2 separate regions of the Homo sapiens genome follow, and region 2 is linked to region 1. The links are chromatin loops, found by intact Hi-C in ENCODE. Cell type or tissue: ovary. All regions are shown on one strand. Each heading gives the region's core, and the rest is flanking DNA. Links, peaks and the distances in the headings are about the cores only.

Region 1 (16,001 bases), core at 2,654-10,653:
ATGAAGTGATCAGATGTAAGAGTGTCTGCCTGTCCTCTGCACAGCTCTCCCCTTGGCAGTTGAGCCAACGTGAACCCCATGGCTTTCGTGGAGCTTCTGCACCTGCAGTATGGCAACAGGCCATGTAGGTGCAGCTTGGAGATGCCTGCACCGCTCTTTTCCCCTTCACTTGCAAACTGTAACTCAGATGCTGACCTGCCCCATCTCCCCTAAACCCAACATGTTATTTGTAAACGAGAGGAGGTATGGCCCCTTTTTCTCAGCAGAGTGTCTTTCTTTGCTAGTTTAGCTGTGTCCCCCAGGGAGCTGAGTGAGGCCTTCTTACAGGCCAGTGGCCTTTCCTCTGTTTATTTCTCCTCCTCTAGAAGTAGACAAGGTTTCGTGTTCTAGTGTTGCTAACATTAGTCGTGGTAGAGTTGTTTATAGGGCCTATGATTTGAGGATTAAGGGTTTTCATTGGATTTAAGGTGATATCTTGAGGGTTAACCATTTTATCTCAGCCCAGCATTTCCTATGACCTATCACTGTAAAAACCTGATGATGACAGAAATCAATGACTCTGCCTTTCAGAGAACTTGCCATGAGGGGAAGATGGAGAAGGAGTGGCTTAGTGTGAGAAGCTGATCCCATTGTTAAGGCCCAGCACTCTGCTGTGTGAGCCCAGGAGGGCGCGATGATTCTGGCTGGTGGGAGTGGGCAGGCTGGGGCGATGTGAGGAAGGCTCCGTGGGAGGAGCAGCCCTGGGCGGCAGAGGTTGGGGGTGGGGGCTTTTTCAAGCTGGGGAAATGGCACAAACAAGGTGTGCGAAGTGACAAATATTCAGGGCCCTTAAGTGCATTGCTCAGTAATATAATCTAGGAAAGAAACAAAACCTGTTTAAAAGCCTTGTAGATCTTCAGAATTCACTCTCACTGGGGCTCCCAAGCCCATAAAGCTGCAATGTGTCTTGGGAACATCAGCAGTATTGTTTCTGCTATGCACCGTGATGTGTGACTCAAAATGATTAACTAGCTTAACGTTTGATCCAGAATAGCAAATATTTCTGTGGTGCGCCCTTGTTCTTTATGGAGCTCGTTTTGCCAGGTGCTGGGGTTTCCTGTGGAGTGAGGCTCACAGTGCTTCCCGAGTCATCAGATTTCCAGAGCCTTGCTGATGAGGGTTTTAAATAAAGACAGAAATCTTGGCTGTGGAGGCCATGATGGGATTTAGCTGACTTGAGAGCACCAAGTCTCCTCCTCCTCTGAGGAGAGAACCTCTCTGATCACAGACCTCAGCAGCCCAGACCCTCTGGAGGAGACAGCACTGTTGAGGTTTCCCTGGGGCCTCCTGTGGCTGCCAGCCATTTTCTTCCTGTCACAGCCAGAAAACCACACAAGGAGAGGGTTTCAGTGAGGCCCACATGGTCCTCCTCACCAAATAAACAGTCCTGGATTCACCACATGCACATGCCAGGTCTGGGGCTGTCTCTGTGCATCTGATTAGCAGGCAGTAGAAATGTGGGTGTTGCCAGTGTTACGGTGTCTGCATCCTCCCTGGGGGTGTGAGATCACCCCACGTGCCTTCCACTCCAACCCTGCTCCTCTGTTACCTCTTGAGAGGAGGATGGCGCAGGGCCCGGGCTCCTGACTTTGTCCATAATGGCTAAGGATGCTAATTCAACTGAGAGCCCTTTTCAGCTGGGTCCTGGATGTGAGTTGAGCAGTTTCCTCCCAGACCTTGAGGATTGAAGTGACAGTGTGAGAAGAAATGCTTCCTGATAGCCGAGCCTCAGCCTAGATGAGCAGAAGTGGGTGTAGGAAGTCATTAATAACAGCAGATGTCTGTGAGCTCACAGGAGGCAAAGGCTTGGGCTGGAGGGCATCTTGATGCCCCTTCTCCGGATGTGGCTGCAATGGAGTTTTGTGACTTGGAATTTGGACTTTAGTATTAGGCAAATTACTCAACCTCTCTGGACCCCACTTTCCTTGTCTGCAAGAAGGGGATAAAGATATATCTCCCCATGGGGCTGTTGTGACAATTGAACGTTCTGTGACTGCTAGGAGTAGTCATAGTTGTAGTATGTGCTGCTGCTGTTTTCATCAGACACCAGTAAAAGTTGACCTCAACAGAATTTTAGGGGTATAAATTTAGGGGGTACAAATACCGTTCTGTGACATGGACATATTACATAGCGGTGAAGTCTGGGCTTTTAGTGTAACCATCACCCGAAAAGTGTACATTATACCCAGTAAGTAATTTCTCATCCCTCATGCCTCTTCCACCCTCCCACCCTTCTGTGTCTCCAATGCCTATTATTCCATCCACACCCTATGTCCATGTGTACACATTATTTAGCTTCTGCTTATCAGTGAGAATATGCAGTATTTGACTTTCCTAAACATAATATTTTTGAAGGTTCTCCTAGACCGCTAACCAGCCTCAGGGTGGGGCCTCCCTCTTAGGACCATTGCCCTGTGCTTTTCTGTTCAGAAACTATAAAGTTCTGAAGTATTGATGGAAAACAAATCTGTTAACTAGGTCACTTTCGAGATAGGGCAGCACAGCTTTCAGGCTCTTGAAGTCCATTTCTAGTTTGGCGGTGCTTGCTGTCAGGGAACAGATGTCAAATCAAGTACTTGGAGATGCGCTCACATTATCTTTTCTCTCTGATCTGCTAAATGTCACTGCATGCGTCTGCGATGCCCAACACTGGCTGTACGTTATAATCACCTGGGGAGCTTGGATGCTTCTTGATGCCATACTCCACCCTCTAAGACTCTTGATTAATCTTGGGGTGGGAGCCAGGGGTGGCTCTTTTTCATTAAGGTTCCCTGGGGATTCTAATGTGAAGCTAGGGTTCAGAACTCCTGAGTCCAGGATGCTATCAGTGGCTGAATATCACACTGTTCCAGGCATTCACTTGAAAGAAGAGGAGAGGCAATCAGGCCTCTAACTGAGCTGTCTGGTGACTGGTGACAGGTAGCTCCAGCTTTGTGCATTCATAGAATATTTAAAATGTCAATTTCATAAATTTGCTATTAGAAAGCTGGTGTTACACAATTAACTGAATGGACAAAATTCCCTTTGAAGTGAGTTCCTGAGCATTTGGTAAATTTTCAAGGATAATTTATTTAACTTTTTGCTGAGCTTCAAGTTTCTTAAGAAACCCTGCCAAATCTCAAAGTGATTTTTTTAGACATATGCAGCTGCTTCTGAGTTAACAATGGAGTTTTGCTAGGACCATTAAAATCTGGAAGCCTAAAATTCTATTTTAAACTCTTCTCATTGTCAGTGATTAGTCTTAAAAAAAAAAAGCATTAAAAATGAAATCATTTTAAAGGGAGCTCATTCTAAAATTCTGGCCAGAAAAGCAGGGCAATTTTATTGTAGGAACTATTAATGATTAATAATTCCTCTAAGTAAAGATATTTGATGCCCAAAGAAAGGGAGGGGCATACCTGAAACTTCATCTCTGACCACAAGGGCAGCCTCTCTGTCTTCTGCTTCTTCAGTGGTCCTGGAGGCTATGGGCACTGCCCCTGCCTGCCCGGGGACTCTGCCACCCTGGGGCTTGGTGGAGCAGGTTGCCCTAGCTGCCTCTCTTTTGCATGTGCTACCTAGTTGCCTCTTACTGCAATGTTTGCTTTGGGGGTGGACAGAAAACCAGGACGTTATAGCTGGTTGCAAGCATAAGGCATAGCAATTTGCTGGTCCTGTTTTGAAAGACTGTGTTTTGAAATTTTGATTTACAAAACTGCTTTCATCACCATTGAACTACCTCAAGGCACAAGTTCAAAATGGAAGATACTCAAGTAAAAGCTGTAAAGCAAACAGCAGCAGTTAGAGTGGCATACGGTAAATATGCGTCCAGGTCAAGAGCCCTCACTGGAGAGGCAGCTGGAAGTGCTTTCACTGGGAAGTGGGAGGGCTGACTCAGGGGCTGGCCCTAGGGTCAGTGGCTGGACACTGTCTCCATTGGGGTGGCACTGGGAGTAGTTGTCTGGACAGGCAGACTCTCTCCACAGGGGTGATAGAAAGCAGTGGTAATTTCTAAAAGTGCCTGCATGTCTGCCATCACCTTCAGCCTCCTAAGAGCTGATGGGAGCTGGACTCAGGGACTGTTGCCCCACTGTGGAGACAAGGAGTGGGTACTCCAGCCAAGTTTGCAGTCTCAAATCAGGGTTGTTTTATTTGTTTTTAATACATTTTAATTATGGAAGTAATATTTGCCTACATAAAAAATTCATGTAATTTCAAAGTATATAAAGTAAGAAAAAAATTCTCTCTTCCTTCTCCTTAAAGAGAGGCAGACTTAGAAGTTTGGGGCCTCTACTTCCCCACCTCACTGCACATAATACATGACACAGACCGCATGCATATAGCTTCCACCCTAAGATGCCCAACACAGGTATTTTTCACTGAACCATGTACCACAGATATTTCCCATGTTTTTAAAGCAAAATGTTGGCTCTTTTCAATAAATTGCCATTATAAAAACTGCTACAATGGACTATGCACTCTACAGCACGTGGACCTCTACTTTATAGAGGTCTCTCCACCATGAGACCATCAGCTCCATGGGTGCAGCAGGAATAGGGTCTGTTTCTGCCCTCTGTTGTGTGGCTGCACCCAGCACAGTGCTTGTCCCATACATGAGCATGCCATTACTTCCTTCTTGAATGAAAGAACATAGAGTAATAATAACTAGCATTTGTCAGGTGCTTTCTGTGTGTGAGACACTGTTCCAAAGGCTGTGGGTGAATACATTCATTCTTCTTCACACAACTCTGTGAGACAGGAACTTGACAGATGGGGAAACTAAAGCACAAAGCAGTTCAGTAGCTTCCCAAGGCCATGTGACTTACGTGGCAAAGCTGGGATTTGAACCCAAGCTCTGCCACAGTCTGCAGGCTAACTATCATTAACCCCTGCAAACACATGCCCCTGTGTCTGCGTGCTCGTGTTCATGGTTTTGTGGGAGAGGATACAAGAAAAGGGTCTGCTGTGTCAGAAAGGATGCACATTTTAGGAACGTGAGTATTCTGCCTACCCATAGTGTGCAGGTGTCTGTGCTGCCCATGCCCTTGCTTACTCCAGCATTCCTGCTGCTGTCTCACACTGCTTCGCACAACCCTCCCCTAGAGCACAGGGTCCGTACTCTAAAGACTAGCTGGCTTAGAGTGATCATGGAATCATGGGGCTGCAAGGGGTTAAAGATCCTAGAGTCATTTCTCTCGTGACCTGGTGGTCATGGGAGAGTCGTAGTGATGACAGTAGTGGTGGTTGATTGTGCCTTGCCAAAGCTGGGCACATTGCTTTTATTACTGTCTCCACTGTTCACCTCTTACAACAACCTTACGCAGTACAGGTCCAATTATTATTGACATCTTACAGGTGTGGAGGAAACTAAGGCTTCACAGTATCAGGTAACCTGTCCACAGTCTTCTGACATGGAAGTGACAGGGCTGGGGTTAGACCTGGCCTGTCAGAGTCCAGAGCCCACCTTTTGAACTCCCACCTGTCCTGTCCCATATGGTAGTGCTGTTTGGAATCACATATCCAGTCTGTACAGGGCTCCTGACTCCCCCTAAAGTGCCTTTTCCTTAATACCCTACTTAGATGGGAAGCCAAACCCTGGAAACCTTTATCTAGCATGGGTTAGCTGGTTGTTGATTTAGAACAGGTTCTTAAAGACAGGTGTTTGTGTAATAGCTGTGGAAAGGGCACTTCCTCTCCGCTGTTCTGATGCTGAGCTGGATTCCTAGCAGGAGGGGTCTGGGGCAGGCGGGCGTCCATTGCGTGAGGCAACCTGGCTGGCAGGGCTGGCCGCGTGGGGCCCTGGTTTGGCTGCTGTTGCTGCCCTCTGCTGCTTCATAATGAAATTGCCTGTGTTCAACCTGAAGGGGTCACAGTGGCCGACTTGCTTAAAGAGGATAAGAAGAAAAAGAAGTTTTGCTGCTTTCGGCAACGCAGGGCTAAAGATCATGGTAAATTGCTGAGACTGAGCTTTCTTTTTCCGCAACATCTCTGATACCTTTTCCTTGCACATAGGCATTGTGTGAAGTGCATGTGCCGTGTGGTGTGTTCAGAAGATGCCTATATTTTAATTGCTTGATTTCTTTCTTCTTGTCTTTTTCCAAAATAATGTGCCCTTACCAAGATAGCATTGCAGTTTTCTTTTTGTTTGAACTGTACCTTATAAAGAAGCAGCTGAACCAACTCAAAAAATGTACTTGATTCGGCATGAATATTCTTAGACTGGAAGGCAGACTTTTAAAATACTTTTCCCCAAATGATTTTTTTAAATTTAAACCGTTTAGAAATTCCAATAATGTTATTTGATTGATTTTTTTTTCTCCAGGCTACATGTTTCAAATTGCTTCTCTGTCTTTTAGTCTCTGGCTACTTTGCCCAGGACTATGCCAAAGCTAGTAGTGGCAGCTTTAAGAATGAAATTAGCTGGATGCAGTGGCTCACACCTGTAATTCCAGCACTTTAGGAAGCCGAGGCAGGAGGATCACTTGAAGCCAGGAGTTTGAGACTAGCCTGGGCAACAAAGTGAGACCCTGTGTCTACCAAAAATTGTAAACAAAGAAGCAAACAAAAAAATCAGGTGTGGTGGTGCATGCCTATAGTCCCCAGCTACTTGGGAGGCTGAGGCAAGAGGATTGCATAAGCCCAGGAGTTCGAGGCTGCAGTCAGCGATATTGCGCCATTACACTCCAGCCTGGGTAACAGAGTGCGATCTCTGTCTCTTAAAAAATCAAAATAAATAAAAATAGACTTCAGGGATGCAAAGATTTGGGGGCACTTGCCTTTGAAAGTGAGAATGGGCTCGTGTGGGAAAGTTATATTTCCAGATATGTCCTAAAATGATGCTAAACATACCCTTCCTCAGAATCCCTGGAGTAGCTGTCAGGCCCATCCCCAGGCAGACAGTTAGGTGAGCAGCTGGCTCCCTGCCTTGCTCTGCCCAAGTCATGGCAGTGGTTCGACAGCAGCACAAAGCTTTGCCTATGCACACCAGCACAGTCGACCCAGTTCTGCCACCAGGATCGGCCCTGGTCACCTGACTCTGGGGAAAGTCTGTTTAAGGAGATTCAGACAGCAGGGACGTGAAGCCAACAACTAAGGGAACAGAGGGGACACACTGTACTCTTTTCTTTGAAGTGGCCTCTGGCCCCATGGGAATGCTGAGCTGAGAGGTTATGGGACGCAGATGGGAACAACCCGTGGATATCTGAAGAGGGTTATATTAGAGTCTAGGTCTCATCAGAAGGCCTAAAAGTGAAAAGGAATTAAGAGATTATCAGATATAAGCCCTTGTCATTCAGCACGTTGTGGACCCCAAAGGAGGGAGAAGAGGAGGTGGAACTTGCCTGAGGTGGGACAGTGAGTTAGGGGCAGAGTTGGGGCTGCCTTTTTTATCTGTAGCATTCACGGAAGGTTTATGAACAGGAGGCTGGGCTTGATGCAGCACCTGAAGGTGTCTGCAAGAAGAATGGCCTTCAGCTAAGCAGGAAATAGTGTCATGGACATAAGAAAAAACATCTTTAAAGACTGACATAGGAATATAGCTCTGGAGAGGTTACCAAAAGGAGATAAATGATTTCTGTCCCCAGAAAAGAAAACACCCCTCCTTGGTTCTGCCTTGCTGAATGCAGGCTTGGGCCTTGTGATTCTTTAAGGATTCTTGTGCCTTCTCCATTGTCTTTCTGAGATCTGCAGGGAGAGGAAGCAGGCTGACACATTTAAGGAACTTTATTTTGAGTGGGAATGGCTTTTTATTGACTGAAATACCTGGGGACTCAGGAAGGACTCCGACCCTGCTGGCACCAGGTGGGGCACGAGCCCTCATATGGATGCTGGGCTGCCCCTGTCCCTGAACACGCGGAGATAGTTATTGTCTGGGCATAATTCTTGCTTGAGACATGGAAACCTTGGTCTGGCCTTGACCTCCATTCTCCAAGAAGAGCCTGGCTTCTTTACAGCAGCAAGAGGCTGTTACTCTGTGGTGGCCTAATGTGTCTCTACTAGCATGTGCATGTGCCTTTAGGGGGTGTGTGGGCTTCTTCTGGATTTGGCAGGCCTGTACGTCATGGTACTGCTCATGTTTGTCATGAAAATAAGATGAAAACATGAGGTCTAGGTGTCAGGTACCCTGTCCCCTAGGAAGGCAGCCACAACTCAGCCACTGCTCAGTTGTCCAGCCTCACCCCCTACCCTTACCTTTGAAAAGAATGAGAAGCTTTAGGCTGCTTGGAGGTGGAAGGAAATGCTAAAATAAATTCCTGAGTGTGCAAAAAAGTCTGTCCTGTGGAGAACAGAGGAGTGAGGCTCTGAGGCCAAAGACATCTGTGAATGAGGCTACTAATGGGACAGGTTCTAGACGAGGCTGGAGGGCTCTGGGCTCAGTTTGATGTGTGGCAAGCCTTCCCTTCGGGGTGCCTTGACTGGAGGACTGAGGCTCTCCTGTGACGCCCTGAGGCCTCTGGGGAGCTACTGCTTCCTGTGCTGCACCCCATTCTCTGGGACATTCTACATGCAGAGCACTTGGACTCAGTTCTCCAGTGCAGGCTGCTGGCTGGACCCCTGGCTTCCCTCCTGAGGGTGGTGGGCAGGGGCTCACTTCTTGTGCCCTCCCCTCCTTGCAGAGCTGGGGGAATGCAAGGGAAACCCCCTGGTTGTTGGTAGTAAAACCAGCCAGCATGTGGGCGTTTCTGCCTTCCTGCAGTTATAGCAGGTCAGAGGTAAATGGATCTTAGAGATGATACTGTCCTACAACTCATCTTACAGATCTGGTAGCCAAGCATAGGGGAAAAGAGGCACTTGTCCCATTGTCACCTGATGATAAGCACCAGGCTTTCCTGACATTTCTTCCATCATTTTTGACCTCATCAGCCTCCATCACTGAAGGTTGATCTGAGATTTTGCTATACCTGTTAATGGTGAACATAATTTTGAGGCTGCCTGCTTAGGACCCACACATAGACTCATTTGCTCTGTGTGTATGTGTGTGTGTGTGTGTGTGTGTGTGTGTGTGTGTGTGTGTGAGAGATTTGCCTCCAAATTCACAAGCCTGACACATTTGGCTGAGACGAATGTCGTCCTTCAGCATGAGAGTAGATGGATAAATGTCTACACCTTGGTGAAAATGCTAGTTGTGCTTACCTGAGAAGCAGCAGATTTCCCTGGTTTACTGTGTGTGGCATTGCCCATGATAACATCTGGCCCAGTGCAAGATCTTAAAGAGAAGCACCATGACCCACATCCACAGAGTGCTCCAAGTAGGGGCCTGGCCCGGCTGCCCATGCTGCAAAGGCCTTGGAAACTCTAATTACAGTCTGGGACATGCAGGGCTGCTGTCTGCCACCATCCTCTCACCCCCAGTGGCACCCAGGCCCCCCGCCACCAATCTCAGTGCACCACACTGTAAGCCTAAGGGTCTGCCCTGGAGCTCTTCCCAGAGATCCCAATGCCTGGAATAGATTGCAAAATATAGGCCTTGAGCTTCTCCAGATTTTCAGCAGGCAAATTGCAGTGCCAGCATCCTCTCACAGGTCACAGGCTTTCCTAATGCTTGGTTTTTCCCAGACTCACTGAAAGTAGTTTTTAAATTTATATAAAAAATAAACTTCTCTAACAAAGCTCTAACATTCCAGTTTCCTGAAATGTGTCAGGGAAGAGGCTTCACAGCTTGTTCATGTGCAGATGGCCCCTGGTGCTTATTTCTACAGTAGGGGACTGGCACTTGTCGGCAATGTGGGGAGGTCTGAGGGGTCTGCCTGCACCTCTAATAAGGCCTAGCCACTTGTCAGCAATTAACACTGAATCCCTGCTGAAGGGGACAAGGCCATCACCTAAATGGGGCAGTCACAATGCTATGGAAGCCAGTTAGGAGAAGCCCATGTATTCGGGTAATTTGCCCATGGCTTTACCTTCATGAGTTTGTATGACTCTTTCTGTCTGGATTTTTATAAAAGCCCAGTCGTCACCATTGCAGCCTGATTTTTGTGCTGTCGTCGGTCACTGAGCTGATATCCTGTAAGTGATCTGGTTATATGCCAGATTTTGAGTGGTTAATAAAGGTCATCAGAATAGTAAACCAGCACTGGTAGATAATAGACTCGTTTGGCTTTTTGGAACTTGTTGATTTGTGGAATTTTAAGTACATAACACCAAAATGTATACCAGTGAAACCACAGTACATACTTGAAAAGAATGGTGAGTGGAAGTTAGGAGAGATTTCTCAGTGTCAGCTGTGTGTCCCAAGGCATTTTGGCGAGTTCTGTCCTCTGAGAAATCAAGAGTTTGCTCACGTATTCTCAGAAGCCCCTTCTGGTTCTAACAGTCTATGATTCTTTTCTTTATTTTTTAAAAACATAGATGAGATCCTATTGGGGCTAAAGGAAGGGAAAGTCATATTAATTTTTTAACATTAAAAAAATGAATGCCTAATGCAAGTGAAGGGTAAAATGCTTTATTTTTAATAAATGAGGTCTTTGTTATACCCACTGAGCCTGATCTTTTCAAATATTTTTGGAAAAGGATAAGTGTGATATTTCTTCTGGAAATATTTTGGAAAAGGATCCTGTGATAGGGAGTAAGTGGCTGGAGAAGGTAGGCTGCCAGGGCCCTGGTCAGAGTGCGTTTCCTCTGCCCAGATTTAGGGGCTGGATCAAGGGCTGTTTCCAGGACCAAATGAGGTCTCCAATTTCTAGCGTAGGCACTGTCCTCTTTCTTTCCGTCTGCCTCTGCTCATCCTCAGCCCTGGCAACATCTTTTTGGGATATATTTATTTATTATGTGCCTGTGGCTCTTTAGGTGTCAAACAACTATGACAGGAGAAGTTGCTATGCCTACAGTAGGCAAAGTTAGACAATAACTCAGCTAAAGACAGAGAAAATACAAACCAAGAATGATGGCCAAAGCTGATTCAGAGGTATGGAAGATGGCTCACACTAGATGCGTCTGTGCAATGATGAAAGTGGCCAGGGCAAAATGACACTGGATTGGTCGCTTTGCTTCCAGGGAGCTCCAGGAGAGCTTTTCTGAGATGATGGAGTTAACATGTGTGGGCCTCACTGATCATCCAGCCCTGGGGACCCAGCACTCCGCATGCCTCATCTCATTCTTACCCTTTTACAGGTGAGGCAATGGAGATGTACAGAAGTCAGGTCACAAACGCGGGGTTAAACTTAGATCTGGCCAACCTGTGCACCTGCTCTCAGCCACTATCCCAACCCAGCTGAAGGACAGAATCAGCTCAGAGAGCAGGAGGACCCTGCCTCACCCTCAGTGGAGCCCTGGCACAGTGCTGTGAGACTATCTTCCCCTCTTTGTTGCTGTTTGGGGAGTTCGATTTTACTTCTTGTCTTTCCCCACAGTTAGTCTAGGGAGCAACTAGAACATTTCATACACTAATAGTTGGCAGGGGGCCAGAAATGCTAACTGATGACCCCATTCCCATAGAAAATATGTAATTTATCTGTTTCAATCAGATTGTTTTTAAAATGAAGCTTTAGAATTGAAATGCTGCAACTGTACCGATATCAGCATGAGACATGACTCCAGAGATTAAAAAGCCACAAAGACTTAGTCTTTTCAGAAGTTTGCTCTTTTGAAAATAATGACTAATGTTCCTACATGATCAATATTAGAACTATGAGATAGCAAACTGTTAAAGATGGAAATGACCCTCAAGATTGTGGAGTTCACACCACCATTTTAGAGACAGGAAAGTGAAGCCTGGAGAGAGGTGATCCATTGCCCAGGAGACTCAGAAAACAGGACCAGGCCTGTGGGTTCCCCACATCATACTGCCCTCAACTCCTGGTCCCCTCAGTCACTGCAGTAACCACCACGGAAAATGCCGCACAGAGTTAACTCATGATCAGATGTGAAAAGGGTCTCCCACTGTGATTTTCTTTGTTGGATTTAACAACCTCCTCACCTTTCTGCTGAATCAGAGTGAGGAACAGTCGAGGAGAATTGCATGAGTAGCTTCTTGTGTGTCTGTGTGTGTTAATGGAGTTTTTTTTTTTAAGGTTTTTCCATGATTAGAGTCGTATTTTTTGTTTGTTTTTGTCCAGTTTTTTTTGTTTGTTTGTTTCTGCATGAAATAATGAAAAAGTAAATCAAGGTTTGTAATTGGTTTCTTCTCACTTAGGAAAGAAGAAAATTATTCTATGAGAGTACCAGCAATGTAACATGAGTCTATAATTTTACTCACTTGGTCTTAACTTTTGACACCCTTGCCTCAGTGTTCCTGGGCATGGCGTGGAGGCTCCCATGCAGGCAGGCTCAGTTTCTCGGGCACTCACAAGCGGAACGGATCAGGGATCTTCTTTGGTATCCTCAAGAAACTTCTCAGACCACTGGGTTCCTTGAGCCAGGTTCCACCTCTATCCCTGCTGTTACCTTTATGAAGTCTGCTATGAGCAAGGCGGGCCGAACACAGCCCCCTACGCGAGCTGCCTGATCCAGCTCCTTTCCCCCTGAGCCTGGGCTGGGCCTCAGAATCTTCGCCATAGCGCTTCCAGCCCACTACCAGTATTTGCAGATGAAACTTGAGGCATCCTTGCTAAGGGGAGCCACACGGGCAGAGCCCATGGGCCAAGCTTTCCTGAAGACATCGTAAGGTCTGTAAAAACAGTCACTACAGTTCAAAGCCATGCCTCAGGAAAAAGGAAGTACACGTGGATTCTCTTCCGTGACTTCCTCTTTTACCTCTGCACCCCGGCAGAATTAATCCTTCTTTACTCTGGAACCTCCTGCACAGACCCCTGAGGTAGCTCTCTTCACAGCTGATGGAAGTGAGCTGGGGGCTGCCTGTCCCTCACCCCTATTCCAGGTGGGTGCAGTGCTGTGTGCCCTCTTTTTGCCCCTGCCCTCCTCCACTGCCTGGGCTCCAGCACGTGTTCGTGATGTTTATGGGGTTGAATCAAGTGGATGAGAAAAGACGCTCGTGCACCAGATGGTGGCCCTGGGTGGACCCTGGACCTCCACACACTAGTGGGCGTGTTTCCACATTTCCTCTACTTCCGCTCAGGATCCTACCATGGAGAAGTGGGATGGGCCCAGAGACCCTAGTCATACTGAGACCAGAGTCAACCTTGCCCTCTGCTCACTGGTTGATAATGATCTTCTTCTTCCACTCGTAACACTATAATTCCTTGGTGCTCTAGTTGTTCTTACCCAGCTTACTGGGTAAGAACTTTCTGTGTATTGGCTTCACAAGCTCAGCAGAACTTCAGCATCAGGTAAAATAGCAAAAAAATAGAGTTCTTAACTCTAAAAAATGTTGTGCATGGTACCTTCATGCACTGCCTTCCCCATTCACAATAGCTCTTCTCCCTCAGTATATTTAAGATGATTGACTCATGAAATGTTAGGGTTATTCACAGATGTTCTATATGCACCTTTTGGGGCAAGCAAAGATGTACCTGTAAAGTACATTTTGGTGGCTTCTCAGTGTGATCCCAGAGATGAGGAGGATAAAGTGGTGCTATACCCAGCCACAGGATTCACTTTGATCCCTTAGCTTCCTTTCTTGGAAATGTCTAGGGGGATAGAATGTCCTCCTCGAGGGGGACTGTGTTTCCTACAGGCCATGGGTGCAGAGACTCGCCTGCAGTGGAGATGCCTGGCTCCTTGGCACTCCCTTAGCCCAGCTGAGGCCCTGAGGGCCCTTTTCACCCTCCTCCTGGGTTCCGGAGGTCTGCCTGGTGGCAGAGGCTCCCACCTGGCCTGCCTCCCAGGCGTGCAGTGTGCCCCGCATGCTCTCTGAAGCCCGTCTTCTCCCCACAGCTAGCATGCCCACCAGCGAGACTGAGTCTGTGAACACAGAGAACGTCAGCGGTGAAGGCGAGAACCGAGGCTGCTGTGGAAGTCTCTGGTGAGTGTGGGGAGCACTTGCCCTCTTTCCCCTCCTGTTGTCTCAGAGAAGCAGGTGGTGAGGAAGACCGCCCAGGCTGCAGCAGAGCCCCGGGCCATCGCCTTGGGTGTGGCGGGTGGGAAGGCTCCTCGTACCCCACGCCACGCTTCCTCCTGTGCCAGGGCTATCCCTCCTGCACACCTCCCCACCCCCCGCCCCCCCGCCCCCCGGCCCAGCATTTCACATGCCTCTTCCTGTAAGTAGAGCCCGTGAAGAATGTGGTGGTTAACCTGGCCACCTGCTGTGTCCATTAGGTGCTGGTGGAGACGGAGAGGCGCGGCCAAGGCGGGGCCCTCTGGGTGTCGGCGGTGGGGGTAAAGGCCTGATTCTCCTTCCAGCCTGGGTTTGGCATTTGTGCTTTTGAAGAAGAGCTTCTGTGGCAGAGTTGCTGACTAGAATGTGCTACGTATTTAAGTTTTCCTTTGCTCATGGGACCTTCCTAACCTCAGGCCTGGCGGTTGGATGACGAGGCCCTGCCTTCTTGGTGCCTGGCACTTTTTCCCTGGAGCCCTGCACCAGCCTCTCCTCATGATGGAAGGCACCATTGCATTAACACTCACTGGCTTTTTTCTAGATGATTTGGGCTGTGGCAGCTGGCGGGGGGGCTGGGGGGGACCAGCAGTGCAGAATGTGCTGGGCACTGTCTGCCGTGGGGGAGCCCTGTGCGGTTTGGTTTTGTTTGCTTCTTGCTGGTATCCTTCAGGTCTTATCTCTGTAAAGTGCAGGTGTCATTTTTAAGAGAACTCAATCTTACTCTTGGCAGAGTTTCATAAAAATGATGTGTTATGGGCAGAATATGCAACCATTTGTGAAGTGATTTTGCCTCCATTCTCTTGCTCTGCCCTCTCTGAGACATCATGAAGCAGACAGAGAATGGGTTTGTCATCCCCACTTTACAGATGAGAATGCTGAGGCCCAAGACCTGCTGCTTTCCCATACTCACCCAGTGGGAGAATGGCAGTGCTGGGACTCCTAGTGCAGTGCTCCCTCTGCGGTAGTAGCAGCAAATGCTGCTGTCGAGATGAGTGGCAGGAGAGACTCTGCTGCCTTCATTTTGGCCCCTGCATCACTGCCTGCTGCCAGGGCCTGCAGGGAATCTGGCCGAGTCTTCCCTGACCTGGGCCTCGAGGGTGCTCAGTCTGCTCCTCTGGCCCTGGCAGCATCCTAATTTCTGCTCTGGCCTTGCCCCTGCTGGCCTGCTGTGGTAACCAGGGGTGCTAAGTCCAGGCTGTATGCATGGCTTTTATGATATCTCAGCTGAAATGATGGGGAGTGTGTGCTCAAGCCCTCGGAACCAGAATCTTAACACTTTTTGTCTTTCTTTCAGTCAAGCCATCTCAAAATCCAAACTCAGGTCAGTATCTTCTTTCTGTTTCTTCGTCAGCCTGTGTGTTGCCTTTGTATGTTCTCACTTCTGAATTTTACGTAGTATTGCTCTGGACTTGAGTTTTCCTCTGTGGATTATAACATTGATACTGAATTGCAGTCAGTCAATTGAATCCTATGAGCCTGGCTTAGGGGGAGATCTTAGGTGCCAAAGATCTCCCTCAAAGTAAACCAATAAGACTCAGTAACGAGTTTTGCCTCCCCATTAATCCTCCTTATCCTCTGAGTCATTTTCCTAAGAGAGCTGCTGCTTGTCACTTTTCTGCTCGAAAGCTTTCCATAGAAAGGGAGTTCAAGAAGTCTTCCAAGGTACTAGCATTTCTTGATGTGCATGCGGGTTACGTGTTCAGTTGGTAAAACTCATTGAACCATATACCTATGATTAGTGTACTTTTTCATCTGAGTGTCATTTTTCAACAAAAACATTTTCCTACTATATATAAACACTAACTTAAAATAGGCAAAGACCTAAATATAAAATATAAAATCATGAACATTCCAGAAAGAAAACAGGAGAAAGTCTTTGTGATCTTGAGTTATGCAAAGGTTTCTTAAGATACAACACCCAGTATACTTTCTGTAACAGAAAACAAACAGATAAATTGGTCTTTGTCAAAATTAAACTTCTGTTCTTCAAAAGAAAAGAAAAAGGTTAGCTTCAGACTTGGAGAAAAATATTTGCAAAGCATATTTGATAAAG
Region 2 (16,001 bases), core at 4,819-12,818, 340 kb before region 1:
CTAGCATTAGGTATATCTCCCAATGCTATCCCTCCCCCATCCCCCGACCCCACCACAGTCCCCAGAGTGTGATATTCCCCTTCCTGTGTCCATGTGATCTCATTGTTCAGTTCCCACCTATGAGTGAGAATATGCGGTGTTTGGTTTTTTGTTCTTGCGATAGTTTACTGAGAATGATGGTTTCCAATTTCATCCATGTCCCTACAAAGGACATGAACTCATCATTTTTTATGGCTGCATAGTATTCCATGGTGTATATGTGCCACATTTTCTTAATCCAGTCTATCATTGTTGGACATTTGGGTTGGTTCCAAGTCTTTGCTATTGTGAATAATGCCGCAATAAACATACGTGTGCATGTGTCTTTATAGCAGCATGATTTATAGTCATTTGGGTATATACCCAGTAATGGGATGGCTGGGTCAAATGGTATTTCTAGTTCTAGATCCCTGAGGAATCGCCACACTGACTTCCACAATGGTTGAACTAGTTTACAGTCCCACCAACAGTGTAAAAGTGTTCCTATTTCTCCACATCCTCTCCAGCACCTGTTGTTTCCTGACTTTTTAATGATTGCCATTCTAACTGGTGTGAGATGATATCTCATAGTGGTTTTGATTTGCATTTCTCTGATGGCCAGTGATGATGAGCATTTTTTCATGTGTTTTTTGGCTGCATAAATGTCTTCTTTTGAGAAGTGTCTGTTCATGTCCTTCGCCCACTTTTTGATGGGGTTGTTTGTTTTTTTCTTGTAAATTTGTTTGAGTTCATTGTAGATTCTGGATATTAGCCCTTTGTCAGATGAGTAGGTTGCAAAAATTTTCTCCCATGTTGTAGGTTGCCTGTTCACTCTGATGGTAGTTTCTTTTGCTGTGCAGAAGCTCTTTAGTTTAATTAGATCCCAGTTTTGGCTTTTGTTGCCATTGCTTTTGGTGTTTTAGACATGAAGTCCTTGCCCACGCCTATGTCCTGAATGGTAATGCCTAGGTTTTCTTCTAGGGTTTTTATGGTTTTAGGTCTAACGTTTAAATCTTTAATCCATCTTGAATTGATTTTTGTATAAGGTGTAAGGAAGGGATCCAGTTTCAGCTTTCTACATATGGCTAGCCAGTTTTCCCAGCACCATTTATTAAATAGGGAATCCTTTCCCCATTGCTTGTTTTTCTCAGGTTTGTCAAAGATCAGATAGTTGTAGATATGCGGCGTTATTTCTGAGGGCTCTGTTCTGTTCCATTGATCTATATCTCTGTTTTGGTACCAGTACCATGCTGTTTTGGTTACTGTAGCCTTGTAGTATAGTTTGAAGTCAGGTAGTGTGATGCCTCCAGCTTTGTTCTTTTGGCTTAGGATTGACTTGGCGATGCGGGCTCTTTTTTGGTTCCATATGAACTTTAAAGTAGTTTTTTCCAATTCTGTGAAGAAAGTCATTGGTAGCTTGATGGGGATGGCATTGAATCTGTAAATTACCTTGGGCAGTATGGCCATTTTCACGATACTGATTCTTCCTACCCATGAGCATGGAATGTTCTTCCATTTGTTTGTGTCCTCTTTTATTTCCTTGAGCAGTGGTTTGTAGTTCTCCTTGAAGAGGTCCTTCACATCCCTTGTAAGTTGGATTCCTAGGTATTTTATTCTCTTTGAAGCAATTGTGAATGGGAGTTCACTCATGATTTGGCTCTCTGTTTGTCTGTTGTTGGTGTATAAGAATGCTTGTGATTTTTGTACATTGATTTTGTATCCTGAGACTTTGCTGAAGTTGCTTATCAGCTTAAGGAGATTTTGGGCTGAGACGATGGGGTTTTCTAGATAAACAATCATGTCGTCTGCAAACAGGGACAATTTGACTTCCTCTTTTCCTAATTGAATACCCTTTATTTCCTTCTCCTGCCTGATTGCCCTGGCCAGAACTTCCAACACTATGTTGAATAGGAGCGGTGAGAGAGGGCATCCCTGTCTTGTGCCAGTTTTCAAAGGGAATGCTTCCAGTTTTTGCCCATTCAGTATGATATTGGCTGTGGGTTTGTCATAGATAGCTCTTATTATTTTGAAATACGTCCCATCAATACCTAATTTATTGAGAGTTTTTAGCATGAAGGGTTGTTGAATTTTGTCAAAGGCTTTTTCTGCATCGATTGAGATAATCATGTGGTTTTTGTCTTTGGCTCTGTTTATATGCTGGGTTACATTTATTGATTTGCGTATATTGAACCAGCCTTGCATCCCAGGGATGAAGCCCACTTGATCATGGTGGATAAGCTTTTTGATGTGCTGCTGGATTCGGTTTGCCAGTATTTTATTGAGGATTTTTGCATCAATGTTCATCAAGGATATTGGTCTAAAATTCTCTTTTTTGGTTGTGTCTCTGCCCGGCTTTGGTATCAGAATGATGCTGGCCTCATAAAATGAGTTAGGGAGGATTCCCTCTTTTTCTATTGATTGGAATAGTTTCAGAAGGAATGGTACCAGCTCCTCCTTGTACCTCTGGTAGAATTCAGCTGTGAATCCATCTGGTCCTGGACTCTTTTTGGTTGGTAAACTATTGATTATTGCCACAATTTCAGATCCTGTTATTGGTCTATTCAGAGATTCAACTTCTTCCTGGTTTAGTCTTGGGAGAGTGTATGTGTCGAGGAATGTATCCATTTCTTCTAGATTTTCTAGTTTATTTGCGTAGAGGTGTTTGTAGTATTCTCTGATGGTAGTTTGTATTTCTGTGGGATTGGTGGTGATATCCCCTTTATCATTTTTTATTGTGTCTATTTGATTCTTCTCTCTTTTTTTCTTTATTAGTCTTGCTAGCGGTCTATCAATTTTGTTGATCCTTTCAAAAAACCAGCTCCTGGATTCATTGATTTTTTGAAGGGTTTTTTGTGTTTCTATTTCCTTCAGTTCTGCTCTGATTTTAGTTATTTCTTGCCTTCTGCTAGCTTTTGAATGTGTTTCCTCTTGCTTTTCTAGTTCTTTTAATTGTGATGTTAGGGTGTCAATTTTGGATCTTTCCTGCTTTCTCTTGTAGGCATTTAGTGCTATAAATTTCCCTCTACACACTGCTTTGAATGCGTCCCAGAGATTCTGGTATGTGGTGTCCTTGTTCTCGTTGGTTTCAAAGAACATCTTTATTTCTGCCTTCATTTCGTTCTGTACCCAGTAGTCATTCAGGAGCAGGTTGTTCAGTTTCCATGTAGTTGAGCGGCTTTGAGTGAGATTCTTAATCCTGAGTTCTAATTTGATTGCACTGTGGTCTGAGAGATAGTTTGTTATAATTTCTGTTCTTTTACATTTGCTGAGGAGAGCTTTACTTCCAACTATGTGGTCAATTTTGGAATAGGTGTGGTGTGGTGTTGAAAAAAATGTATATTCTGTTGATTTGGGGTGGAGAGTTCTGTAGATGTCTATTAGGTCCGCTTGGTGCAGAGCTGAGTTCAATTCCTGGGTATCCTTGTTGACTTTCTGTCTCGTTGATCTGTCTAATGTTGACAGTGGGGTGTTAAAGTCTCCCATTATTAATGTGTGGGAGTCTAAGTCTCTTTGTAGGTCACTCAGGACTTGCTTTATGAATCTGGGTGCTCCTGTATTCGGTGCATTAATATTTAGGATAGTTAGCTCCTCTTGTTGAATTGATCCCTTTACCATTATGTAATGGCCTTCTTTGTCTCTTTTGATCTTTGTTGGTTTAAAGTCTGTTTTATCAGAGACTAGGATTGCAACCCCTGCCTTTTTTTGTTTTCCATTGGCTTGGTAGATCTTCCTCCATCCTTTTATTTTGAGCCTATGTGTGTCTCTGCACGTGAGATGGGTTTCCTGAATACAGCACACTGATGGGTCTTGACTCTTTATCCAACTTGCCAGTCTGTGTCTTTTAATTGCAGAATTTAGTCCATTTATATTTAAAGTTAATATTGTTATGTGTGAATTTGATCCTGTCATTATGATGTTAGCTGGTGATTCTGCTCGTTAGTTGATGCAGTTTCTTCCTAGTCTCGATGGTCTTTACATTTTGGCATGATTTTGCAGCGGCTGGTACCGGTTGTTCCTTTCCATGTTTAGCGCTTCCTTCAGGAGCTCTTTTAGGGCAGGCCTGGTGGTGACAAAATCTCTCAGCATTTGCTTGTCTATAAAGTATTTTATTTCTCCTTCACTTATGAAGCTTAGTTTGGCTGGATATGAAATTCTGGGTTGAAAATTCCTTTCTTTAAGAATGTTGAATATTGGCCCCCACTCTCTTCTGGCTTGTAGGGTTTCTGCCGAGAGATCCGCTGTTAGTCTGATGGGCTTTCCTTTGAGGGTAACCCGACCTTTCTCTCTGGCTGCCCTTAACATTTTTTCCTTCATTTCAACTTTGGTGAATCTGACAATTATGTGTCTTGGAGTTGCTCTTCTCGAGGAGTATCTTTGTGGCGTTCTCTGTATTTCCTGAATCTGAACGTTGGCCTGCCTTGCTAGATTGGGGAAGTTCTCCTGGATAATATCCTGCAGAGTGTTTTCCAACTTGGTTCCATTCTCCACATCACTTTCAGGTACACCGATCAGACGTAGATTTGGTCTTTTCACATAGTCCCATATTTCTTGGAGGCTTTGCTCATTTCTTTTTATTCTTTTTTCTCTAAACTTCCCTTCTCGCTTCATTTCATTCATTTCATCTTCCATCGCTGATACCCTTTCTTCCAGTTGATTGCATCGGCTCCTGAGGCTTCTGCATTCTTCACGTAGTTCTCGAGCCTTGGTTTTCAGCTCTATCAGCTCCTTTAAGCACTTCTCTGTATTGGTTATTCTAGTTATACATTCTTCTAAATTTTTTTCAAAGTTTTCAACTTCTTTGCCTTTGGTTTGAATGTCCTCCCGTAGCTCAGAGTAATTTGATCGTCTGAAGCCTCCTTCTCTCAGCTCGTCAAAATCATTCTCCATCCAGCTTTGTTCCATTGCTGGTGAGGAACTGCGTTCCTTTGGAGGAGGAGAGGCGCTCTGCTTTTTAGAGTTTCCAGTTTTTCTGTTCTGTTTTTTCCCCATCTTTGTGGTTTTATCTACTTTTGGTCTTTGATGATGGTGATGTACAGATGGGTTTTCGGTGTAGATGTCCTTTCTGGTTGTTAGTTTTCCTTCTAACAGACAGGACCCTCAGCTGCAGGTCTGTTGGAATACCCTGCCGTGTGAGGTGTCAGTGTGCCCCTGCTGGGGGGTGCCTCCCAGTTAGGCTGCTCGGGGGTCAGGGGTCAGGGACCCACTTGAGGAGGCAGTCTGCCCGTTCTCAGATCTCCAGCTGCGTGCTGGGAGAACCACTGCTCTCTGCAAAGCTGTCAGACAGGGACACTTAAGTCTGCAGAGGTTACTGCTGTCTTTTTGTTTGTCTGTGCCCTGCCCCTAGAGGTGGAGCCTACAGAGGCAGGCAGGCCTCCTTGAGCTGTGGTGGGCTCCACCCAGTTCGAGCTTCCCGGCTGCTTTGTTTACCTAAGCAAGCCTGGGCAATGGCGGGCGCCCCTCCCCCAGCCTGGTTGCCGCCTTGCAGTTTAATCTCAGACTGCTGTGCTAGCAATCAGCGAGATTCCGTGGGCGTAGGACCCTCTCAGCCAGGTGTGGGATATAGTCTCGTGGTGCGCCGTTTTTTAAGCCGGTCTGAAAAGTGCAATATTCGGGTGGCAGTGACCCGATTTTCCAGGTGCGTTCGTCACCCCTTTCTTTGACTCGGAAAGGGAACTCCCTGACCCCTTGCGCTTCCCAGGTGAGGCAATGCCTCGCCCTGCTTCGGCTCGCGCACGGTGCGCGCACACACTGGCCTGCGCCCACTGTCTGGCACTCCCTAGTGAGATGAACCCGGTACCTCAGATGGAAATGCAGAAATCACCCGTCTTCTGCGTAGCTCACGCTGGGAGCTGTAGACCGGAGCTGTTCCTATTCGGCCATCTTGGCTCCTCCCCCTGGATCTGTGTTCTCATCTGAAAAAATAGGGTTGATATTACCTTCTTCCCAGGCTTACAGAAATTGAGAAATTGGCCACGTTGTGAAAAACGTGGGCCTTCCACTTAGTAAAAAGCTCAGTCAAGAACAAGATTCTCTTTCCTCTTCACAGCCCATAAATGATAGATTCGTTTTATAAGTACGGGACAGCCAGCACGACTCCTGGCAGCATGCATTAAGAATGTGGTAACTCCGCTGAAATGCTTGGCTCTGGAATTTGGGTCTGCCTTCCTGGAAACTCAAGCCTGACCTTTCACTGGTGGCCGCCCAGAGACCCCTCATCCTTGTCTGGGAAATGGATAGTGGCACCACAGTTCACATTTCCCAGTACATTGCCATCCACAACCCTCTGGATCCCTTAAACACATGCTAGCTGTCAAGAGAAGTAAAGGACAACAGAGTTTAGGACTGAAAAGTGCTGAGTCCAGGCATCTATGTTAACAAGTGAGGACATTTGTTAGCCAAGGACAAGTGCATATTGCTAGGCAATCAGAAGTTTTCCACTGAGCTGGTCCAGCACAGAGCTATAGCAATTTTTCTTATGTATATTTTCCTGAATGACTTTCAAAAGGCCTACAGCAGTGCAATCAGATGAAGGAGACTCACTAGTTAAGCCCACTGTCTCCCTATAATTAAGGCCACTATGAGGGGGAGAACCCAAATCTGATTTTGGAGCTTGTGCTAAGCCTAGAAAGCAAAGAAAAAGCCCTCTAGCGAGCAAAATAACACCTCTTTAAAAGCTAAATGTAATTTCAGAGTGCATCAGGTACACACCTATAAGTCCTGTGTCCCTATGCTCCAGGGTTTCTGTTGAAAGAATAACAAAAACAAGTGACAAGTAATTCTAGTCAGAGAAACAGAACGAAGGCAAAAAAAGAAAAGAAAAAAACAAACAGCAACAACAACAACAACAACAAAAACCAAACAAACCCCCAAAACAAAACCTCCCAAACAAAGAAACCCTCCCCTTGGCTGGGCGTGGTGGCTCACACCTATAATCCCAGCACTTTGAGAGGCCCAGGTGGATGGATCACGAGGTCGAGATCGAGACCATCCCGGCCAACATGATGAAACTCTGCCTGTACTAAAAATACAAAAATTAGCCGGGCGTGTAGGCGCGCGCCTGTAATCCCAGCTACTCGGGAGGCTGAGGCAGGAGAATCGCTTGAACTCGGGAGGCAGAGTTTGCAGTGAACTGAGATCGCACCACTGCACTCCAGCCTGGCGACAGAGCACGACTCCGTCTCAAAAAACAAAAAACAAAGGAGAAAACCCCCTCCCTTAAACTTCCTAACATCTCCTCCTAACACTGGAAGGCGGGAACTTCTGTGAATTTGCTTCAGCTGCATAACCAGGCTCTTAATGCGCAGCAGGGTCGCCATCTTGCCGGTCTGCAAGGGCTTCGGTTCTCTGCTTCTTGCTCTAACATTCAGTGACTCAGCAGAGAGGGGGGCTTATGCTGAAGAAGGTGTTTAGTCTCTGAGTGATGAGGTTAGCGATGGTGTGGGGTACAGGGAAGAGAAGGTCTTAGAGGTGAGAACATGTTACGGTTACTATCTTCTGTCCCTCTTTTCTTCGCCTTGTCATTAAATAGTGCAGAAAAAGAGTCAGCTTTTGGAAGTGTTTGAAAATAGCCTTTTAATGTTTTAGGCAGCTGACTAAACTCTTGTTCAGAGCGGACTTTGGACCAGAAAATGGAATCATCACCTGGGGAAAAGGGAAATTAAAGGCTGTTTTAATTATGTGAAGAAAAACATTGATACAGTACTTTGCTGTTACTTAACGGTAATGCTATTTGCAGACTCCCTTACAATGAGGAAATCAGCCTTCTTAGGAAGGAAGAGGCTTTTTTTTTTGAGACGGAGTCTCACTCCTGAAGCCCAGGCTGGAATGCAGTGGTGCCATCTCGGCTCACTGCAACCTCCACCTCCTGAGTTCAAGTGATCCTCCCACCTCAGCCTCCCAAGTAGCTGGGATTACAGATGCCCACCACCACGCCTGGCTAATTTTTGTATTTTTAGTCGAGATGGGATTTTGCCATGTTGGCCAGGTGGGTCTTGAACTCCTGGCCTCAAGTGATCTGCCTGTGTTGACCTCCCAAAGTGCTGGGATTATAGGCGTGAGCCACTGTATCTGGCCAGAAGATGATTCTTAAGGCACCTCAGAAAAGGATACCCTAATTAGAATGGAAGATTTGAAAGATGGTAGAATAAAGGATTTTCTATATGGAGTGTTTTTTGCCCACCCCAAAGCCACAGAGTAAATTTTGTCTGCTCCTAAGGTTAATTATATTTCTGAAAGAAGTGATTAGTTGATGAGATGAATCCTGTATCCCCTCCACCACTCTTCACCGTATCCAAGTCTGGACTTCCCTTTGGTTTGGTTTTGTTTTCAGTGTAAGATGAGTGTCAAGTATCATTGTATAATATAAGTCAAATCTTAATTTAAATGTCTTTTTGTTGATCAGCCTTGTCAATGGAAAAGTTAATTCTCTAAAAAAACTGAAAGAAAATATTTCAGGGTTTTCAGATTTTCTGTGCTAATTGAACTTATACTGATATACCCACAAATAGCCAACTTAGCTGAGATTTGGCATATATGTTAAAAGTAAGAATGAATTAAAAGCATGTTGTGACACTGCTGGTAATGTAGATATACTTGGTATAGCAAAATCGGGGGACTAAATCATTATTGCAATGCTTTTTTTTTTTTGAGATGGAGTCTTGCTCTGTCTCCCAGGCTGGAGTGCAGTGGCGCAATCTACGCTCACTGCAAGCTCTGCCTCCCGGGTTCACGCCATTCTCCTGCCTCAGCCTCCCCAGTAGTTGGGACTACAGGCGCCCACCACCACGCCCGGCTAATTTTTTTTGTATTTTTAGTAGAGACGGGGTTTCACCATGTCGGCCAAGATGGTCTCGATCTCCTGACCTTGTGATCCGCCCGCCTCAGCCTCCCAAAGTGCTGGGATTACAGGCTTGAGCCACCGCGCCCGGCCCTATTGCAATGCTTTTTTACCTGGGGCCTGTGGATGGTCCTTAGAAGTTCTAATGAATGCCTTGGTATTGAAGGCAAGATTTTAGGTGTCTGTGCTTTTGTCACCGGAGAGGATTGGTAGCTTTCATCAGATTTTCAACAAAAGGGTCCGTGTCTCACAAAAAAGTTAAGAACCACAGACATTTGAACATACTCTGTACATTGGACTTAAAAAAAATTGATCAAAAGTAACTTACCCTAGCATCCATATCTTCTCTTTCCACTCTGAAAGGCTTAGAATATTAGATATTATAAGATGTACAACTTAACTTTCTATTTAGAATTTTAAATCCCAATGCAATGGCTATAAAAATTATTTCATGAATAAAGAAAGTCTGTAAAAATGAGACACAGTGGGGCCTGGCGTGGTGGCTCATGCCTGTAATCCTAACACTTTGGGAGGCCAGTGCAGGCTGACCACTTGAGGTCAGGAGTTTGAGACCAGCCTGGCCAACATGGTGAAATCCCATCTCTACTAAAAATACAAAAATTAACTGGGAGTGGTGGCATGTGCCCGTAGTCCCAGCTACTCGGGAGGCTGAGGCAGGAGAATTGCTTGAACCCAGGAGGCAGAGGTTGCATTGAGCTGGGATCATGCCACTGCACTCCAGCCCGGGCGACAGAGTGAGACTCCATCTAAAAAAAAAAAAAAAGAGACATATTGCTTTTGACTATGGGATGGTCTTAATAATGTGGATGAAAATTTTCCTGAGATCTGGTGGACTATGTGGAGGAAGAGGGTGTGTTGGATGGCCCCAGTAGTGCTGTGGGTGAAAAATGTCACCTGGACGCCACTGGGAGGCGCTGTGGTACAGGGAGTGACAGGAACCCAGTGTCTACTATTGCCTCAGCTTCCAACTCCCGGGAGACCTTGGACAGGTCACTTAATGTCACTCTGGGTCAATTTTGTTATCTGCAAAATAAAGTATTCTTTTCTCAATGTGTTTCGATGAGACTAAGATATGACAAATGGCAAAGCGCTTTTCTTTTTTTCTTTGAGACGGAGTTTCGCTCTGTCGCCCAGGCTGGAGTACAGTGGCGCGATCTTGGCTCATCACAACCTCTGCCTCCCAGGTTCAAGCGATTCTCTTGCCTCAGCCTCCCGAGTAGCTGGGATTACAGGCGCACACCACCACACCTGGCTAATTTTTGTATTTTTAATAGAGATGGGGTTTCACCATGTTGGTCAGGCTGGTTTCAAACTCCTGACCTCAGGTAATCTGCCCGCCTCGGCCTCCCAAAGTGCTGGGATTACAGGCATGAGCCACCTGCATGGCCTGGCAAAGCACTTTTTAAAACGTGCACCATGACCGTTAAAATAAATATGTAGATAAAAATTGCCAAGATATATTAAGACTGAGGTGCAGAGTAGTAATTTATAGCATGATGGGTTTTGTGTATGAATTTTTACTCAAACATATAGGTGATATATGCAATTTTTTTCTAGAAAAATAAAGAGCTGTGGTTATCTTTACGGAATAGACTAGGACAGGGGAGGGAGGCTTTACTCTTCATTTTATTATTTCTATTAAAAATATTAACAGGGGGCCACTGCTGTGGTTCCTGCCTGTAGTCCCAGACTTGGGAGGCTGAGGTGGGAGGAGCTCAGGAGTTTGAGGCTGCAGTCAGCTGTGATGGTGACACTGCACTCCAGCCTGGGCAACACAGTAAGATCCTGTCTTAAAATATATATATATAAGCCGGGTGCAGTGGCTCATACCTGTAATCTCAGCACTTTGGGAGGCTGAGGCGGGCAGATCTCCTGAGTCCAGGAGTTAGAGACCAGCCTGGCCAACATGGTGAAACCCTGTCTCTACAAAAAATACAAAAATTAGCCAGTTGTGGTGGTGTGAGCCTGTAATTCCAGCTACTCAGGAGGCTGAGACACGAGAATCGCTTAGCCCGGGAGGTGGAGGTTGCAGTGAGCCAAGACTGTGTCACTGCACTCCAGCCTGGGCGACAGAGTGAGACCCTACCACAAACACACACAAAAAATTAAAAAAAAATCATATATATGAAGTATATAAAAATATATACTATATAAAAATATAACTATAAAAATGTATGTATAATATATATTTTATGTAATATATAATATATATTGAAATATATATTAATATTATATATTATTTATATATTAATATATATCTGTACAGCGGGATTATGTTTTGTTTTCTCTGTCATTTCCTCTTGAAAAACTAAAAATAATTTTAAAAATTGAAAGACTCTTGGGAAGAGGGTACTGTGTAGTTGTTAGGTGGGACTGTTATTAATGAAGAATAATCATAGCTGATTTAAGGCCTGATCATAGGAGAGTGTTTACAGGAAGATGCTGCCCAAGGATGAGGACGCATCACAGATTCATTCTCTGGGTCCCTTAAATAGAACAAACCCAGTGACAGTTTTCCTCCCCTAAGAAATCTGTGTCCCTGGCATGCTGTCCTGTGAGACCATGCTGCTGGATTTATTTGCAGCTAACTGCTTCATGCCAGCACCGCTGGAGAGCATTGCCCCAGCAACTGTCCCCTCTCCCAGTTTTCTCCCCTTTCCACTGGATCATTCTCTCCTCACATGCAGGCCTTCCCTAATTCTTGCCTTTCTCGCAGAAGTCTTTGCTTCTGCCTTTGTAAGTTGGGGTAATAATGATGTCTAGGGAGCCTGGTGCATAGTAAGTGACTCTAAAAATAAAAGCACTTATTACTGTTGTGCACTTGAAGTTAAAGGAGAAGTTTCTGGGTTCAGCCCCACAGTAGTACCCTCGGAGGGGTGACTGAGGCCTCTGATTCTTGGTAGGACAGGCACTGCTGGTGAGCTTGGGTGCCTAGCTCCTGCAAACACAGGGTTCCGCAGAGGCCTCATTTTCAGAAAACCCTGTGTTGACCCTACCTTCTTTGTCTCTTTGCTTTCTTTCATTCATTGGGTTCTCTAAAGAGGATTCTGTACTGTACTGTCTCTCTCCAGGTCCTCTCCTCCCATTCTCTCTTTCAGCTTTGTTTTTTTATTGAGACAGAGTGTTGCTCTGTCACCCAGGCTGGAGTGATTGGCATGATCTCGGCTCACTGCAACCTCCACCTCCTGGGTTCAAGTGATTCTCCTGCCTCAGCCTCCCAAGTAGTGGGATTGCAGGTGTGTGCCACCACACCCAGCTAATTTTTTTGTATTTTTAGTAGAGACGGGGTATTGCCACGTTGGCCAGGCTGGTCTTGAACTCCTGGCCTCAAGTGATCCACCCACCTCAGCCTCCCAAGTGCTGGGATTACAGGCGAGGGCCCCTGCGCCTGGCCCTTCCTGCTGTCTTAAGGCCCCAGGGCTGGGGCATCTCTGCTCTTCTTCATACTCACTCTCCAGGGGCCCTCTTCCAGTCTCAGGGGCTTAAACCCCATACACATATATGGCATCAACTCCTAAATTTGGACCTTTCCTCTGATTCCAGAGCTAATCTATTCATCTACTCTTGGATGTCTAATATGCAATACAAAATCAACACGACCAAAACAGGACTCCCGAGTCACCACACCTTCCTGTCCTTCAACTTGCTCATCCCATAGCCTTCCCTCTAGTGGCTCAGACCAAACATTTTGTCGTCATGCTTTACTTCTCTGTTTTTCTCACTCCCTGTATTGCATATATCAGCAAATCCTCTTGGTCCTCCCTTCAAAATATATCCAGAATCTGACCCCTTCTCATGATCACAGCTACCCCCTTGTCTAAGCCCCTTTAGCTCTTGTCTGGGTAATTGCAATAAACTCCTCATTGATGTCCATGCTACCATCCCGTAACAGAGTATTCTGAGCAGCTCAAGAGATCACTTTATTTTTATTTTTGATTTGTAGTCATTCCATTTAACTTTAATTTAATTTTTTTTTTTTTTAGATATGAGGTCTCACTTGTTGTCCAGATGGGGCTGGAACTCCTGGCCTCAAGTGATCTTCCTGTCTTGGCCTCCCAAAGTGCTGGGATTACAGGTGTGAGCTACTGTGTAATTTTTATTTTAGATTTGAGGGTACATATGCAGGTTTCTTTTCTTTTCTTTTTTTTTTTTTTTTTTGAGTCTTGCTCTGTCACCCAGGCTGGAGTGCAGTGGTGTGATCTCAGCTCACTGCAAGCTTGGCCTCCCAGGTTCTCGCCATCCTCCTGCCTTAGCTTCCCGAGTAGCTGGGACTACAGGCACCCGCCACCAAGCCTTGCTAATTTTTTTGTAGTTTTATAGAGACGGGGTTTCACCGGGTTAGCCGGATTGGTGTCAATCTCCTGACCTCGTGATCTGCCTGCCTTGGCCTCCCGAAGTGCTGGGATTACATGTCTGCATGTACCCAGGGCTTAGCTCCCACTTACATGTAAGAACATGTAATATTTTGTTTTGTGTTTCTGGGTTGGTTTGCATAGAAAAATGGTCCCCAGCTGCATTCACGTTGCTGGAAAGGACATACTTTTGTTCTTTTTAATGGCTGCATAGTATTCTATAGAGTATATGCACCACATTTTCTTTATCCAGTCCACTGTTGATGGGCACCTGGGTTGATTCCCTGTTTTTGCTATTGTGAATAGCATGGCAGTGAACATACAAGTGCATGTCTTTTAAAAAATATTCCCTAAAACTAAGCAGAACATGTGTCTTTTTGGTAGAACAATCTATTTTCCTTTGGATATATACCCAGTAGTGGGATTGCAAGGTTGAGTGGTAGTTCTATTGTTAGTTCTTTGAAAAATCTCCAAACTACTTTCCACAGGGGCTGAATTAATTTACATTCCCACTAACCGTGTGTGAGCACTCCCTTCAAAGAGATCATTTTGAAACATAAGTCAGATCATGTCTCTCTTCTGCTTGAAATCCTTCAATGGATCCCCATTTGTTGAGAATAAAAGCCCAAGTCCTAAAGCCCTACACGATGTACCCTCTTCTCACTCTGTCACACTCACCTCCTCTGCTCTCTGCCTTGATGTCTCTGATTTGGCCACGCTGGCCTCTTTGCTATTCCTTATAGATGACACACGTGTTCTCAGCCCAAGGCCATTGCACTTACTGTTCTTTCTGCCTAGAATGCTCTTCCTCCAGGTCTCACCTTCTTGTCTTCCAGTTTTGTGTTTATATGCCACCTAATCCATGAAGCCTGCTCTGACAACCCCATTTACAATAGCAATGAACACTCAACTTTTTCCCCCGCATTTCCTATGCCACTTTCTCTGTTTTGCCTTTTCCTAAAGTGCTTACCATCTGACACATACATACATAAGTATATGCATGCACATATGCATACATGTATGCACACATGTATACACACATGTATGTAGAGCTACTCGCTTGTCTGTTGTCTGTCTTCCTCATGAGCGTGTCAGCTTCATGATTATGGGAGCTTTATTTTGTTCCCTGCTGTATTCCTGGTGCCTAGAATAGTGGCACATTATAGGCTGTCAATATATATTCACTGAATGAGTGAATGAGTGAATTAACTGTCTAAATACTTCTTTCCCCCCCAAGGCAAGTGGCAGGAGCGGAAATTTTAAAGCATTATTTTGTTTGCCTTCTGCTTGATGTTAGCTGGCCAGCTGGTTACCCTGTGAATCGGGAGGAGCCTTCTGATTCCTTTCCAAAACTTAGGCTGGTCAGGGACCACACAGTTCCTCCAAGTTATGGGCTCACAGGGATTCTCATGGGACATTTAGTCAGCACATCTTCCCCTTTGATCTCCCACAGCATACTTGGGGAGTCAACATTTATGCCTATCTGTGAGCCTGGCCCACAGCCTGCCTTCCCTTCAGATGTATCAATGTTTGGCTTTTGGGTAGAGATGCCAAACAAGGAAAAGAAGATTGTTATTTGGGCTAGGAATTACTTCCAAAAGCCAAATGTGAGAGAAGTGCTACCACAAAGGTTAGCACACACAAATAGCCTGAAAACTGGCTGGAACAATTCTGCTTGCTACAAATAGAGATGAAAAGACATTTCTAAATGTAGTCCCAAACAATCAGACTGCCAGAATTGGAAGGGCATTCCTTTCCCTCCCTCCTTTTTTCCCTCCCTTCTTTCCTTTCTTCCTCTCTCAAAGAGGACACCAAGGGCCAGTGAAATGAGACGAATCTCCAGGGTCACACAGTTAGTGGCAGAGTCAGAGCCAAAACTCAGGTTTCCTAATTCTTACTCTTTACAATATACTATTGTGGTGCCTTCCCAGTAAGCAGGGGAATAGTAAGAAAAAATTTCAATTAAATATACTGGAGAAGTTAATTGCTTAGTTCTCAAAAAGCTCAGTGCTAGTGAACAGCTAGCCAGAGTGTCACCCAAGAGATGGAAAAATGGACATTTCCAGCTGGGCACAGTGGCTCATACCTGTAATCCCAGCACTTTGGGAGGCTGAGGTGGGCGGATCGCTTGAGCTCAGGAGCTCAAGACCAGCTTGGGCAACATGGTGAAACCCTGTCTCTACAAAAAATACAAAAATTATAAAAATTAGCCGGGCATGGTGGCATATGCCTATAGTCCCAGCTACTTGGGAGGCTGAGTTGGAAGGATGGCTTGAGCCTGGGAGGCAGAGGTTACAGTGAGCTGAGATGGCGCCATTCCACTCCAGCCTGGGTGACAGAGCCAGACCCTGTCTCAAAAAAAAAAAAAAAAAAAAAGTTTTTAATGGTATAACAATATATCTATATTTATATATATCTTTGTAATAGATAAATATATAGAATGCACATAAAATTTGGAATACTCATTCTCAGTCAGGATACACAGATTCTCCAAGGAAGCTACTTAGACATGGTGCCTAGAAGTCCTGGAAGTCAAATCCATGATTTGACTCCAATGACTACATCCTATACCATCATGTGATAGAAGATAAGACTAAAATATATTTTTTGTATTTTCTTTATATTTTTGTGACCTTTGTAACCAGGGAGCTTTGGCATGATAGTCATCTTAAATAAATCAAAACATGATTTAATAAAAATGCCATTTTACAAAACTATAACTCTTAGCAGGAAACATAGGTGTAAATCTTCATGACGTTGGAGTAGGCAACAGT

Evidence for each region. Peaks named below come from ENCODE experiments on the same cell type or tissue, not always from the same donor. Only the 100,000 strongest peaks of a DNase experiment are listed, where the experiment ranks them.
Region 2: it touches region 1 in a loop (2.9-fold over the local background); 74 of 110 quality-filtered maps call a loop at or near these places.

What each region holds. Positions count from the first base shown.
Region 1 is chr3:53,704,513-53,720,513 of GRCh38, forward strand. It overlaps CACNA1D (calcium voltage-gated channel subunit alpha1 D), which reads left to right. Exons shown (of 48, transcript NM_001128840.3): 10 at 13,789-13,876; 11 at 15,243-15,269. Among named protein-coding and RNA genes, the nearest start is that of CHDH, 130 kb to the right of the region's middle. RefSeq lists enhancers at 11,603-12,802, 13,766-14,346, 14,347-14,927. In ovary, for the core only: a CTCF peak has its summit at 5,851 (motif pointing left); a DNase peak (open chromatin) is centred at 5,819; H3K27ac peaks cover 1,232 bases.
Region 2 is chr3:53,365,413-53,381,413 of GRCh38, forward strand. LOC105377094 (a long non-coding RNA gene) reads right to left here and starts at 5,861. Exons shown (of 3, transcript XR_940847.3): 1 at 5,816-5,861. RefSeq lists an enhancer at 5,052-5,677 and a silencer at 9,822-9,871. In ovary, for the core only: no CTCF peak of the experiment used is centred there; a DNase peak (open chromatin) is centred at 9,769.